Regions from separate parts of the Homo sapiens genome. Here region 2 is linked to region 1. A link is a loop called in an ENCODE intact Hi-C map of the cell type or tissue named here. Cell type or tissue: PC-3. All regions are shown on one strand. Links, peaks and the distances in the headings refer to the core of each region. The heading gives the core; the rest is flanking DNA.

The links. A loop is a pair of places that touch in the nucleus more often than their neighbours do. Peaks named below come from ENCODE experiments on the same cell type or tissue, not always from the same donor. Only the 100,000 strongest peaks of a DNase experiment are listed, where the experiment ranks them.
Region 2: it touches region 1 in a loop (6-fold over the local background); 1 of 110 quality-filtered maps calls a loop at or near these places.

What each region holds. Positions count from the first base shown.
Region 1 is chr2:232,739,846-232,752,542 of GRCh38, forward strand. It overlaps GIGYF2 (GRB10 interacting GYF protein 2), which reads left to right. Exons shown (of 29, transcript NM_001103146.3): 4 at 7,770-7,899; 5 at 9,142-9,237. Among named protein-coding and RNA genes, the nearest start is that of KCNJ13, 30 kb to the right of the region's middle. In PC-3, for the core only: no CTCF peak of the experiment used is centred there; a DNase peak (open chromatin) is centred at 5,346; H3K27ac peaks cover 497 bases.
Region 2 is chr2:232,657,453-232,659,952 of GRCh38, forward strand. All of the region lies in intron 1 of EFHD1 (EF-hand domain family member D1), which reads left to right. Among named protein-coding and RNA genes, the nearest start is that of EFHD1, 25 kb to the left of the region's middle. In PC-3, for the core only: a CTCF peak has its summit at 972; no DNase peak of the experiment used is centred there.

The DNA.
Region 1 (12,697 bases), core at 3,976-6,475:
TCCCAGCACTTTGGGAGGCCGAGGCGGGTGGATCACTTGAGGTCAAGAGTTTGAGACCAGTCTGGCCAACATGGTGAAACCCCATCTCTGCTAAAAAAAAAAAAAAAAAAAAAATTACAAAAATTAGCTGGGCATGGTGGTGTGTGCCTGTAATCTTGGCTACTGGGGAGGCTGAGGCAGGAGAATTACTTGAACACGGGAGGTGGAGGTTGCAGTGAGCTGAGATCATGTCACTGCACTCCATCCTGAGTGACAAAGTGCTACTCTGTTTCAAGCAAACGAACGAATATTTGGTGATTTAAAACACTTTTGAGGATCAAAAATCTATTCAGTCGAGTGTGGTGGCATGCACCTGTAGTCCCAGCTACTGAGAGTCTGAGGCTGGAGGATTGCTCGGGCCTAGGCATTTGAGACCAACCTGGGACAACATAGTGAGAACCCGTCTTTAGAAACAAAAAACAAAAAGAAGACTACCCAGATAAGTCTAGATAAGGACTTTATTATAGGGAGAATAATTATAGACATTACCTGGCTTTCTGGGAAGGAGCCAAGAAAGCTCCTTTGGGAGTTTCCTCTGTCTCATCTCCTTGGTCTTAAGGAAGTTTTCCCAGGTCTTTCCTTGCAAAGAAGAGGGAAGTACTTGTTTTCTTCCCCAAAGTATTTTATTTATACATTTGTTAAAATAGTTATGGCCTTGTGGTGTATCTGTATATATATTTGCGCCTTGCCCAAGAAGAGCTAATTCCATTAAGAAATGCACTGTATTTCTCTCTTTTGGTAAGCCCATTGTTGAGCTTAGTGTACTGGACATTGGCATTAATATTTAGTTAACTAATTTAGTTAATAAATGAATGTTGAATGAAGCCATTAGGGTCTTATGGGAGACGGGTAAGAGAATGCAAACCTGAGATTGATAGCTTCCTATCGATAATTATGGGATTATGTGAAAAAGGAGAGAAGTTCTGGAGGATGAGATGTGTTAATATTTCCAGTTTTCAGAAAGGGTAAAATATTTCTATGTAAACTGAAGGAGTAGTAAATTAGATGTTTTTGAGGGGTGTATTTTGGAAGCAAATATTTGTTCAGAAAACATTTTATCAAATGCTTGCTGTGTTTTATGTCTTGGGTTAGGTGCTAAGGCAATAAGGATAAAAATACATGGTACCTACTCTTTAATGGGGAAGCTGACACTAAATAATTTCACTTTGTCATAATGCTGTAAAGGAATTATAATGCAAGCACGGGATATTCAGCTGCCTATCTGATTTTTCCACTTAGATGTCTTATAAGCATCTCATACTCTATACTTTTCCAAAACTGATCTCGTTAGTTTTGCCTTTATATTTATTTCATCTTAATAGTATATGTGCCTGTTTGCTCAAGCTAGCAGTCTCAGAGTTATCTTTGATAATTCCTTTTACTTCTCTGTTCCTATATCGGGTCTGTCACAACATGTCAATTTTATCTCTACAGTATCTCTGGAATCTGTTCATTTCTCTGAATCTCTATTGCTATCACCTTAGTGAAAGTTGCCACCATTTCTAACATAAATTTTTGCACCAGTGGCCTACTGATGTTTCCTGGCTTCCTTTTTTTTTTTTCTTTTTTTTTGTTTGAAATGGAATCTCACTCTGTCACCCAAGCTGCGGTGCAGTGGTGTGATCTCGGCTCACTGCAACTTCTGCTTCCTGAGTTCAAGCGATTCTCCTGCTTCAGGCTCCCAAGTAGCTGGGACTATAGGCATGCATCACCACGCCTGACTAATACTTGTATTTTTTAGTAGAGATGGAGCTTTACCATATTGGCCAGGCTGGTCTTGAATTCCTGACCTCAAGTGATCTGCCCTCCTTGGCCTCCTACAGTGTTGGGATTACAGATGTGAGCCACTGTGCCTGGCCCCTGGCTTCCATTTTTGTCTTCTATTTGTTTTCCTCACAGCAGGCAGAGTAATCTTAAAATGTAAATTAGATCAAGACTTCTCTAAAATCCTTCAATATCTCTATGTCCACTTATATGACTTTATTATATTCTTCTACTAGCCTCTTAGTTTCATGAAGGCTGGACAGGAACTTGTGTTTAGCAAGGCCTTGAGGATCTCAAATTCTCTTTTTCCCTCCCTTCCTCCGACTCTCTTTCCAGCTCTCCTTATTCTTCCTTTCTCCTTCCCACTTAACATCTCCTTCCTAGCACCTCTCTCTACCCTGTTGGTGAAAAAGATTAGGAAGAATATTCCTGATAGCAGAAAGGACGTGTGTGAACATAAGGCAAGGAACTGATTTAAGAGAGGAACTTCATGATGCATAATGTTTACCTTTATTATGTGAAGTGTGGGAGATAAGAGCTTGGAGGCAGCCCTTCTGTTAACAAGGCTTGGGTTTTATTGGTCATTGTGTGCCAGTGAAAAAAGAATTGGGGCTGGGCGCAGTGGCTCACCCCTATAATCCCAACACTTTGGGAGACTGAGGCGGGTGGATCACCTGAGGTCAGGAGTTCAAGACCAGCCTGACAAATATGGGGAAACCCCATCTCTACTAAAAATACAAAAATTAGCCAGGTGTGGTGGCGTGTGCCTGTAATCCCAACTACGCAGGAGGCTGAGGCAGGAGAACTGCTTAAACCTGGGAGGTGGAGGTTGCAGTGAGCTGAGCTGAGCTGAGATAGTGCCACTGCACTCCAGCCTGGGTAACAGAGTGAGCCTCTGTCTCAAAAATAAATAAATAAATAAATAGTTCTTAGTAACGTAGGAGATTAAGACTAGTAAAATCGTTCAGGATGCATTTGCAGCAGTCCAGGTGGGAAATAAAAGTGTGAATAAAAATTAGGTTAGTTGGATCAGGGGAAGACTTGAGAGACTGAGGATTTAAAACTAATAGGACATGGTAATTGGGTATGAGAGATGGTAGAAGGTGAGGAGTAAAGTATGAATCCCAGATTTTTAATCCAGTGGCTGATTAGATTGGGATGTCCTTAACTATGTTTGAGAATATGGGCAGTGAATGGGTTGGATGAATAAGTTGATGAGTAGGGTTAGGGTTTTGGGCATATTGAACCTGATGGGCTTTACATGGTTGTGTATGAAAGCCTGACTATAGGAGAGGTCACAGCTGGACTTGAGAATCACAAGCTTACATAGAAGTGCCTTTTGACTCCCACACCTTCACACATTGTTTATTGACTATCCAAATTGCTTTCATAAGCTGAAGTTTGGATTTTGGACAACACTTACCAAGCGAAGATTTTGGGAGTATCATGGGGCTTTGGGGGGCCTGCTGCTGCCACTTATTTACTACCCATGGTAGAATTGGCAGTGTTGAGGTTATTGATGAACAGTGCAGGAGCTAGTGGAGTGGCAGGAGAAACCAGGCACACTGCGTTTTGAAGTGACTGAGAAGCGAGGAAGTAGAGATGTTTCTAGATGAAGAGGAAAGATGAACAGTGCATAGCTAGAAGGGAAATGGCTGTATCAAAAGTTTTAAACAAATGAGGAGATATGTTTAGAGACAGACGAAAGCACATAGGGATTAAATTTCTAGAAGAGAGGGTTGTATGGAGGAGATAAAGATCATATGTGGATTTTTTTAACTTTTAGGTTCGGGGGTACATGTGAAGGTTATGTAGGTAAACTTGTGTCAATGGGGGTTTGTTGTACAGATTATTTCATCACCCAAGTGTTACACCGAGTACCCAGTGGTTTTTCGTGCTCCTCTCCCTCCTCCTGCCTTCCACCCCCAAGTAGACCCCAGTGTCTATCATTCCCTTCTTTGTGTTCATGAGTTCTCAGGTGGATTTTTAGTGAAGAATATTACCCAAATATGTTTTAGCTTTTCTAAGTATCTGCAGGTGAAGAGGGACTTGGAATTGAATTTGTCGATTATTGAATCATAGTACAGCCATTATCCTAACTCAGGCAACTGTCTTTTAGTTTGAGTTACTGCCAGTTTGCCTCAGTTTCTTTTCATAGCACCTGAAGGAAATCTCTGATTGTGTTATTGTGTTATTTTTGTATTTTTTATTTTTTGGAGACAGAGTCTCACTCTCAGCCAAGGTGGAATGCAGTGTTGCGATCATGGCTCACTGCAGCCTCTACCTCCTGAGGCTCAAGCGATCTTCCCACCTCAGCCTTCCAAATAGCTGGGACTACAGGCGTGCACCACCATGCTCTGCTAATTTTTTTTATTTTTGGAGAGACAGGATCTCACTGTGTTGCCTGGACTGGTCTCAAACTCCTGGTCTCAAGTGATCCACCTGCCTCAACCTCCCAAAGTGCTGGGATTACAAGCATGGGCTACTGCACCTGGCCTGTGTTACTCTTAATAAATCTGGTGACTATAAGAAATGTTTAGTCTTGGGCATTGGAAAACCATTGGTGATCCATTGGAAGGGACAGGGTGGTGAATACATTTGAAATCTTATTGTGAGCAGCAATTGAAGAAATTAGGAATGTTAGGCCATGAGAAGGAGTCTTTGGGGAGACATGGTGATTATTTGCCAATACCAGAATGATTTTCATTTGAAAGAGTGCTTAGATGTGTACTCCAGTGGTAGAAACTGTTGGGAAACATGTTGGTTTGGTGTTAAGGAAGATATTTTAAAACAAGTTCTAATAAAATATATGTATATTTTAAACTGGCTATTTTAAATAGGATTTTGAGACCTAATTGTTGGAAAGATTGTGTTTTTTTTTCTTTCTTTCTTTCTTTCTTTTTTTTTTTGAGACAGGGTCTTGCTTTGTCACCTAGGCTGGAGTGCAGTGGCTGTTCACTGCAGCCTTGACCTCCCAGGCTCGAGCAGTCCTCCCACCTCAGCCTCCTGAGTAGCTGGGACCAGAGGCATGAGCCACCATACCTGGCTAATTTTTGTATTTTTTGTCAAGATGGGGTTTCATCGTGTTGCCCAGGCTGGTCTTGAACTCTTGTACTGAAGTGATCCACACTCCTTAGCTTCCCAAGTGTTGGGATTACAAGTGTGAGCTAACCTGCAACCGGTCAATTGTGGTCTTTTTAGTAATAAAAACCTAGGTTTGAATCTTTGTTCTGCTGCCCGTGACTGTGGACAAGTTGTTTAACCCTTCAGCTTTATTTTTATCTGTTATGTTTGGGTTGTTGTGAAGGTTAAATTAGATTAAATGAGCTAGTTCACGTGTGAAATTTTCAGCTTCAGTGTTCAGTGGATATTAATTCCACTTCTTCAGTAAAGAGCCCAACTTTACAGGAATCTAATAAAAAGCAGTTTCTTGGAAGGTACTGGGGTAGTTCCTTTCTTCTTGGAAGGAGTGATTGGACCATTCCTTTGTGGGTATGTTGTTTGCTTACCTGGTTGTTTAACTTGTTTTATGGGGGTTGAACTAAATGACCTCCAAGCCCAAGAATATTTGCAAAGGAAACAGAGTAGCAGTGAGCAGTCCCAGAACCCAGGTTGTGGTATTTCTATAAATGAAAGTGAATCCAGGGCTCCCTGGAAATGATTGATTTCAGGTCTGAGGCAAGAAAAATACAAGATGAACCTGGAACATTCTGACATACCAGATAGAAAAGAAGCTGTTGAAGACTGCTAGGGTCATGTCAAAAGGACCCAGGAGCCAACCTGAAGAGTCTCCCACTCTTCAAAGATGAGACAGTTTGAACACTGTTAATAATTGCTGTGAATTGAAATATATTAATAAAATAATGTGTTACTGTTGGACACTGTTGGAAGGTGCAAGTGAACCTAGTCGTTATTTTGAAAACAAATAAGAATTAAGGCTTTTTCCCTCCTTTCTTGTATTAAGCAGTATTATTTGGTAACTATACCAGGTAGTATAAGAGGAAAATTTATCTTTGCAGAAGTATTCCAGCTAATACATAAGGGAGGAATGAAAGAATATAATCACTTACAACCTTAGTGAACTTAGGGAACCAAGCATTGATCATAAATTACTGCAAGTATCACAAACACGTCATCACAATGTGTGCCTCTTGATGGAATAACATACCACTACATACGAAGTATTGCCAAAAAAGAACCCAAATTGATGAAAATCTCAAAATCTCTATACTCAGTCACCAGTTTACATGAAATGCAAAAGACAGAAAAATGTTTAATTATATCATGGATAAAATCAGCAAAACCCAGACTTTAAAAAAATGTTTTGGGTCAGGCATGGTGGCTCATGCCTGTAATCTCAGCACTTCGAGAGGCCAAGGTGGGAGGATTGCTTGAGGCCCAGAGTTTGAGACTAGGTTGGGCAATATAGTGAGACCCTGTCTCTACAGAAAATACAAAAATTACACGGGAGTTTGTCATCTGCTTTTTGGTGCATTTATGAAAATACAAAAAATTTTCCACAATAAGTAAAAAAAAAAAATCCCACCCCAACAGTCTCACTTTACTAATGCATATTTTTTCTTTAAATATTACTTTATTCTTGTAAACACATTTTACTGTTTACTATGCATACGCTATTTTTAATAATGTGCACATATTTACTGTGTTTTACTTGGCCTTCATATTAATATTTAATGTGTCATAATTTAGTAGATTATTCCCTTCTTTTTTGCTTTGTGAATAAAGCTTAGCAGTTTTGGGCACATATTTCAATGCTTCTATTGAATTTTTCCTTAGTCTAAACTAGAATTAAAGTAGCTTGGTCCCTTTCATGCTTGATATCAGCTACTCCTGATGTTAGTTTTTCCACTTGCTGTCTGACACAGTGCTACAGTAGAATCTTACTCGCCATTTTTTGCTGAAGTTTTCTTCCCTTTTTCCCCATAAAAATATATTATTTTAAAATTAAACAAAATAGTCCCTTTTCCCCAAGTTCTGTTCTTTAGAGGCAACTTTTCTTATCAGTTTGGAGTATATTTTTTATTTGTCTTCTTAGCAGTACATGTAGTTTTCAATTTCTCTTTGTACTTTACTGCATTTTCAGATTCTCTACACTGACCATTAATTGCTTTTATTAAAAACGTTGTGAAATATTTCAGGCATATAAAAATATAAATTGTGATAAACACCCATGTATTCATTGGCAAGCTACAAAAATAAAACATTGTAGGTACAATTAAAGCTGCCTTTATAATCTTAATCTTTTGCAGATATAACCTTATTCTAAATGTTGTATTTGTCAATTTCATGTTTGTTTCTATGCTTTTGCTGCAGTTTGTATGTCTTGAAACAGTATAAACCTAGCTGCAGGTTTATGCATTTTATATAAAAATTATCATTACTATAGGCTGTGTTTTGATTTTTCTTTTGTATAGCATACTTTATTAAATATTTTAGCTATTACCAAATTGCCAAATAGATAATTAAATAATTAGCTATTATCAAATCATTCTTTGAAGTGATTATTTCAGTTTATAATACCACAAACACTACTTGAAAGTTTCCATTGTTTTACATCCTTACCAACACCTGGTATTATCAGACTTATTAAGTTTTATGAATCTAGTGAGTGTAAGGTAGTATCTCACTTTTGTTTTAATCATATGCGCCTTTTAAAATTTGGAAAAATGTGTCCCTTTTTCATTCTCTAAGCTTCTGGGGGACATAGCCGTGATGCCTTTTAAGTTAAGGAATTGCCACATGGTTGTCTAGTTATCTCTCAATAAACTGCCCTTTTAGCGTGCCATGACAAAAGATTGTATTAAAGCTAAAGTCTGATACTTTGAGATAGTAGGATTTCTTTTTGCTCTTCTAAAGAACTAAAATGAATTTTTTTTGACAGTGTATAGTATAAAAAGTCTGTAGCACCAGAATGTTTGACATATTCTCTGTCTTTTCTATTCTAGGCTCCGAGCTCTGTCCAGTGGTGGGAGTATTACATCCCCTCCTCTTTCTCCAGCATTGCCGAAGTATAAATTAGCAGATTATCGTTACGGCAGAGAAGAAATGTTAGCACTTTTCCTTAAAGACAACAAGGTAAGAAAGTAGGAAAAGAGTTCAAAATTGTGAATGAGACTTTGGGATATATACCATGATGTACTGATACATGAAAACTGATTTATTTTACTAATGTATTGACCCATGCCTTTCCACCTTAACTGTTTCCCTGCTTTGAAGCCTGCAATAGTTAACAGAGGATCTTCTAAGTGTTATCACACACTATATTTTAGGCAGCTTCATGGAAACAGGAGAGTAGTCAGCACTTACTGCCTTCTCTAGCTAACTTCCTCTTAACCCCCCTTTCATGTCTATTTGTATCCTAGTTCAGTGGCTAAGAAATGAAGAATTTTTCCTTTCTCTTTATTGTACCTCTTATCCTACTTGCCACTTAAAAATAAAGAGCCAACAGGAGGAGCACCTTCGGCTATATAAAATTTTCAGTGGAGACAAAACCTTAAAATGTAACACTACATTTGTGTCACTTAGATCAAAACTGAAACAGTGTAAAATATACTTTTGTTATGACTTTTATCTTACTCACTGACTAGTAAGAAATAATATTTTGTATTTTTTCCCAATATACTTTTTTTTTGAGACAGAGTCTGGCTCAGTCACCCAGGCTGGAGTGCAGTGGCGTGATCTCATCTCACTGCAACCTCTGCAACCCAGGTTCAGGTGATTCTTGTGCCTCAGCCTCCTGAGTAGCTGGGATTATAGATATGCGTTCCCACGCTTGGCTAATTTTTTTGTATTTTTGGTAGAGATGGGATTTCACCATGTTGGCCAGGCTGGTCTCCAACTTCTGCCCTCAAGTGATCTGCCTGCCTTGGCCTCCAAAAGTGCTGGGATTACAGGCGTGAGCCACAATGCCCCACCTCCAGTATACTTTGTTTTTCAGTGATCGAGAATTTCAGATTTTAATGATGGTTGCTAAGGACACATACAGTTGCTTATAAAACTCTCCTTATCATCTTCTGCTTTGCATTTAATGTAGAGACTTTTATTCCTCTACTTTGTGCTCTGGTATAGCAGAGTTAGTGCTAAATCCAAAAGTGGCAATCACTTGAGAAGCTGGGGAGTATTGACTGGGGTTTTTAATATTGACTCTCTCAAAATGTATAAGGACTATAGAAGTCAATTATGGCTGAATAAGCATTAATCTGTATTTATAATAATCAACAATAAATAGAAGAGTATTCTTTCTTGGATTTATCTTCTTGTATTTCTTCTTATTGCAGAAATAGCATTAATCTCATAATCATGTGTTTGGTCCTACAGATACCTTCAGACCTTCTGGATAAAGAATTTCTGCCTATCCTCCAGGAGGAACCCCTTCCACCATTGGCTCTGGTACCCTTTACAGAAGAAGAACAGGTTTGTGATTAGCTCTGAGCCCCAGCAAACTCTTATTCTTTTCCTGCTAAGGCATGAAAATAGGAAGTTACTATTTATGCTCTAAGGATTATCCTGCATCCTCATAGGTCTGCTTTCTTCTATTTCTTGGTATGTTGATGCTTATTAGTTGACTAGATTTTGCTGTAGTATCTGTAGCTTTTGAGTATTATTTGGAAACGTTTGTAGATCCTTAAGGACATTGGGAACCATCCTTTAAAACTTACTCAAGTAGAGAGGAAGAGTGATTCTTGGGGAGGGGAGAAAATCATCTTTGCAAATAAACAGATTTTCAGAAGTAATTGCCAACCTGAATTCTTACCGGTGCATTTTACCACTAAGGGAAAAATGTAGATCTTCAGTTCAAAATGCATTCAAAACTCTTCTGTCACCAATGTGTGTGTGTGTGTGTCTGTGTGTGTGTGAGAGAGAGAGTGATGTGAGAAAGTAAAACTTGTGGGCTGGAAAGTAGCGAATTTAGTGTTGTTCCTGTTTATAGTGTATTTTGTTCTGTGCAAAGAAAATAAAAGAGTTTCTGATTTCAAGGAACTTATGATAACTGTAGAAAAATGGAAAAATAAGCCTTGTTGGAAAGCTTGAATGTTACTTTATGGGCATCCATACGGGAAGAAGAGAATCCAGGGAGCCAAAAATACATCTTTTTGACTCTTAAGGAAAAGGTAAAGCAAGAAGTAATAAAAATCTTTTCAAATACTCTATGAAATATTAAAATCCTGGGCATTGGAAAGAGAATTTTTCAAGAGGGTTTTAAACTATGAAATTTTGAACGACAAAAATGTTGGGGCCAGACGCATGACTCACACCTGTAATCCCAGCGCTTTGGGAGGCCGAGGTGGGCGGATCACCTGAGGTCAGGAGTTCGAGACTAGCCTGGCCAACATGGTGAAACCCTATCTCTACTAAAAATAAAAAAATTAGCCGAGCATGGTGACACACGGTTGTAATCCCAGCTACTTGGGAGGCTGAGGCAGGAGAATCGCTTGAACTCGGGAGACAGAGATTGCAGTGAGCTGAGATTGCATCACTGCACTCCAGCCTGGGCAAAGAGTGAGACTCCATTAAAAAAAAAAAAGAAACAAAATGTTGGCATATGTCCTTTACTTGAATACCTTCTGTACACTTGGTACAAAAATGCAGAAGTGTGATACACAGAGGAAAATGCACCTTGGACATGGCTGTAGCCAAAGGTCTTCCTGGCAGAGGGGTAAAAACTGAGCCCTAGGAATTAGGGTAAAAAAGAATCCTGCAATTCAACTAATATTTTAATCCTTTCCATGCCAGCTGCTCCCTTTCCCAGAGGCCGCAAGTGTTAGCAATTTCTTATGTATTTTTCCAAGTAAATATGGAAATATATTTTCCGCCTTTTAATACAAGTGATACGGTTCTGTACTTCCAACATCAAGTATTTTTATTGAAAGACTTCCCTGAAGATTTGGAAAAATTTTTTCCCATCGTTTTTGTTTGCATTTCTTTGCCTGTAGCAGTAAACAGTTGTTTTTCAGATGTTTATTCATCATTTATATTTCTGTTAATTTTTTTCTTGCCTTTGCCAATTTTTCTTTTGGGATATTCATCTTTTCCTTGTTGATTTATGCTATTTATATGAGCTCTGTGTGTGTGTGTGTGTGTGTGTGTGTGTATGTTTGTGTGTGTGTGTATTTTTTGTTTACTTATTTAGATTTTCTATTTTGAGCTAGGTTCTCACTCTGTCATCCAGGCTGGAGTATAGTGAGGGTCTCACTCTGTCACCCAGGCTGTAGTACAGCGGCATGATCATAGCTCACTACAACCTTGAACTTCTGGGCTCAAGGGATTCTCCTGTCTCAGCCTCCTGCATAGCTGGGAGTACAGGTGCATGCCACTGCATTTGGCTAGTTTCGTTTTTTGTAGAGACAGGATCTCGCTCTGTTATCTAGGCTGGTGTTGAACTCCTGGCCTCAAGCGATTCTCCTACCTCAGCCTCTCAAAGTGCTGGGCTTACAGGCATGATCCACCATGCCTGGTCTGGCTCCTCATATTTTAAAGTCATTGACCATAGCTGTGCCCAGTAAGTTTTCTAAATGTTAAAATTGCATTTATGATTTTATTTATTTCTTTTTCTTTGTCTCTTTGAGACTGAGTCTTGCTCAGTCACTCAGGCTGTAGTGCAGTGTCACAGTCTCGGCTCACTGCAACATCTGCCTCCTGGGTTCAAGGGATTCTTGTGTTTCAGCCTCCTGAGTAGCTGGGATTACAGGCGTATACCAACACGCCTGGCTAATTTTTGTATTTTTAGTAGAGACAGGGTTTCACCATGTTGGTCAGGCTGGTCTCAAACTTCCTGAGCTCAAGTGAATCCTCCTGCCTTGGCCTCCCGAAGTTCTGGGATTACAGGCGTGAACCACCATGCCTGGCCACATTATGATTTTAAATAAAAAGGCTAATTTTATGAGCTTCATATACCAGTTTTATTCTTTTGTGATTATTCTTTTAATTTTTAGCTATTTATATATTATTTTTAAAAATTCCTTTTTATGTTTCTTTAAATGATTTCCTAGATTTCTTAGAGACTAAATATATCAGAAGAGGGAAGAGGACATGCTACTAGTTACCAAAATGTGGTAGACTTTTATTCAACAGAATGAATAATTGAATTACCCAGAAACATCTTGTAACATTTTAAAGAAATTAGTGTGTAGTAAGTACACAAATCGTTTGGAAAATCAAACATTATTTTGCAAATGTTGCTTGGGATCTGTTGGTTAACTGCAGTTAACCAGTAATAGTTGGTTAACAATTTAGAGAAGAGTAAAATTAGGTATGCACTACACCTATACACCAAAATTAGTTCTAGAACAACTAAAGGAATATGTTTAATTTTGTTCTTATGATAGAAATATTTATCTTAAGGTCTGTATTCTGTGATCACAGCGTCTTGATGCAAGGATTGGGAGGTTTTCACTGTGGCCACAGAAGATCATCAGATCCGTTTTGAAGGCATTTAAAATGCACCATTTGGGATTTCCTGATGCATATTTGGTAGCCTTTATCATTTACCAAATATGTTGGAATAGGACAGTGCTTAAAGCTGGCAAAAAATTCATAAAAAATTTGATGTTTGTCCTTTGAATGATCAGGTACCCCTTCAGAGATTAGTATTGACTAGATCTTCCTAGACTAGAGTTTTGTATACCTTTTCTTTTGGTACTTCTAGGGAGGTAAATACTTTAATAACTTAAAGCAGGCTTCTTGCTGCATGTCTTGTTTGCTGAAGTTACCTGAAATACGTATTTTTAAAGTATACTGACATACTCATTCTCCTTCTCCCTCCATGTATCTGTGTATCAAATATAGTGAGAAAAAAATGCATTACACCTGCAATTTAGGTAGCTGTTACAAGACTGGTGTATTTTATTTATTTGACATCAAAGAAGTTACTTTA
Region 2 (2,500 bases), core at 1-2,500, 86 kb before region 1:
CATTTTGTCAATGGGCATTTGAGTTGTTTCTACCTTTTGGTGACTGTGAATAATGCTGCTAAGAATACTAGTGTCAGCCAGGCATGGTGGCTCACGCCTGTAATCCCTGCATTTTGGGAGACCGAGGCAGGCGGATCACCTGAGGTCAGGAGTTCGAGACCCACCTGGCCAACATGATGAAACCCTGTCTCTACTAAAAATACAAAAAATTAGCCGGCCATGGTGGTGGGCGCCTGTAATCCCAGCTACTCGGGAGGCCTGAGGCAGGAGAATCACTTGAACCCGGGAGGTGGAGGTTGCAGTGAGCTGAGATCGCACCACTGCACTCCAGCCTGGGCAACAAGAATGAAACTCCATCTCAAAAAAAAAAAAAGAATACTAGTGTCCAGACTCCATTGGATCCTATGGTAATTCTTTGTTTAGGACCTTGCATTTTTCTTTCTTTTCTTTTTTTTTTTTTTTTTTTGAGACTGAGTTTCACTCTGTCACTCAGGCTGGAGTGCAGTGGTGCGATCTCGGCTCACTGCAACCTCTGCCTCCCAGGTTCAACAGATTCTTCTGCCTCAGCCTCCTGAGTAGCTGAGATTACAGGCATGCGCCACCATGCCTGGCTAATTTTTTTGTATTTTTAGTAGAGACGGGGTTTCACCATGTTGGTCAGGCTGGTCTCGAACTCCTGACCTCAGATGATCCACCCACCTCGGCCTCACAAAGTGCTGGGATTATAGGCATGAGCCACTGCACCCAGCCAGGACCTTGCATTTTTCTTTGCTATATTTTATCTGTGGACATCACACCAGCTTGCTGAGATCTTTTGGGCCTAGATTCTGCCCCAACTTTGTGTCACCAGCGAATCTGAGAGTCAGCACCCTTTCCAGGTGGCTTTAACTAACAGCCAGTCCGCCTAATTGTATCCATACTTCTCTTCCCCATAAGAGCCTGCCTGCTAGAGGGCGTTGCTCACCCTGAGTGGTAACATCAGGTCAGCTGTGGTTTTCTGTTAGATCAACTTGACAGTAACGTTTCACAACTAAATAAGCATGTGACCCAGCATCCAATCTTGGGTATATACACGAAAAAATGGAAATATATGTCCAAACACTTGTATATGAACGTTCAAAGCAACACTATTCATAAGAGCCAAAAGGTGGAAACAACAAAATGTCCATCACCTGATGAGTGAAGAAACGAAGTGTGGTATATTGATACAGTGGAATATTGTTGGGCTACAAAATGTCCACAAGAGGCAAATCCATACAGACAGAAAGGCTAGTAGTTGCTGGGGGATAGGGGTGGCAAGGGGAGAGTGGGGAATGACTGCTAATGGGTATCAGTTTCTTTTTAGGGTGAGGCAAACGTTCTGGAATTACATGGTAATGATGTTGGCACAACCTGAATATACTAAAAATTAATGCACTGTACAGTGAATTTTATGGTATGTTAATTATATCTCAGTAAAGCTGTTTTTTAAAAAAAACTTAGAAAACAGGGAAGTGAGGTCCATCCTCAAGTCATTTTCAGTGAACCCATGGAAATTGTTGCTTCCCTTCTTAAAGTGCTCACAAACCGTCCTCTGGCAACACTAGATCCTGGGCTGGTGCATCTGTGATTCACATACTCTGCCCACTTCTGGGAAACCCAGAAGCACCTTGCTTGTTTCCAGATCTGGAACACCTGTCTCATCCTTCACGGTTCCTCAAAGCTCACCAACAGCCACCCAGCGATCTTGTCTGTGTCCTTTAGTGCTTTGCAATGTAGCTCTGCCAGCAAGGAGGCTGCACTGAGCACAGAGCTGCTTGAGTAAGAAGTAGCCAGCATACTGTTAAAGTGAGGGCACTGAGAAAAAAAAAAACACAAGAAATAAAAATAGAAGCACCCACCAGAGGAAGGTGGTGAATGCTAAGTCCCGGAGAAGGATGGACAGTGGGTGCTATTGGAGAGCTGTGGGGGAAGCAGGTGGCTCCCTGAGCTCCTGGGCACAGGAGGACCATAGAGGAGGGCAGGGAGGGGGTGGCTGGGTGAGAGGAATGGCACAAGTTGGCCACTGTGGCTGGAAGGGAGCCTGTCAGGGATTCCTGGGCCTCCTCTCCAGCCTGACCTTGGGAGCCTTAACTACTGCCAGTCCACAGCACTAGATTCCTAGGTGCCCACAGGCTACATTTCTTGGCAGGTAGTGGTTGTTCTCAATAATGGTGGGTTTTTGTTACTGAGGCTGTGTTGGGGAGAATGCAGACGGGTAATGAGTGGATGAGTCAGTTCTCAAACAGCAATAAAGAAAAACCTGAGACTAACTAATTTATAAGAAAAGTGGCTTAATTGGCTCATGCACAGTTCTGCAGGCTGTACCGGAAGCATGGCAGCGTGTGCTTGGCTTCTGGGGAGGCCTCAGGAAACTTACAACCATGGCAGAAGGTGAAGGGGGAGCAGTACTTCACATGGCCGGAACAGGAGCAAGACAGAGCAAGCGGGGAAGTGCTGCACACTTTTGAACAACCAGGTC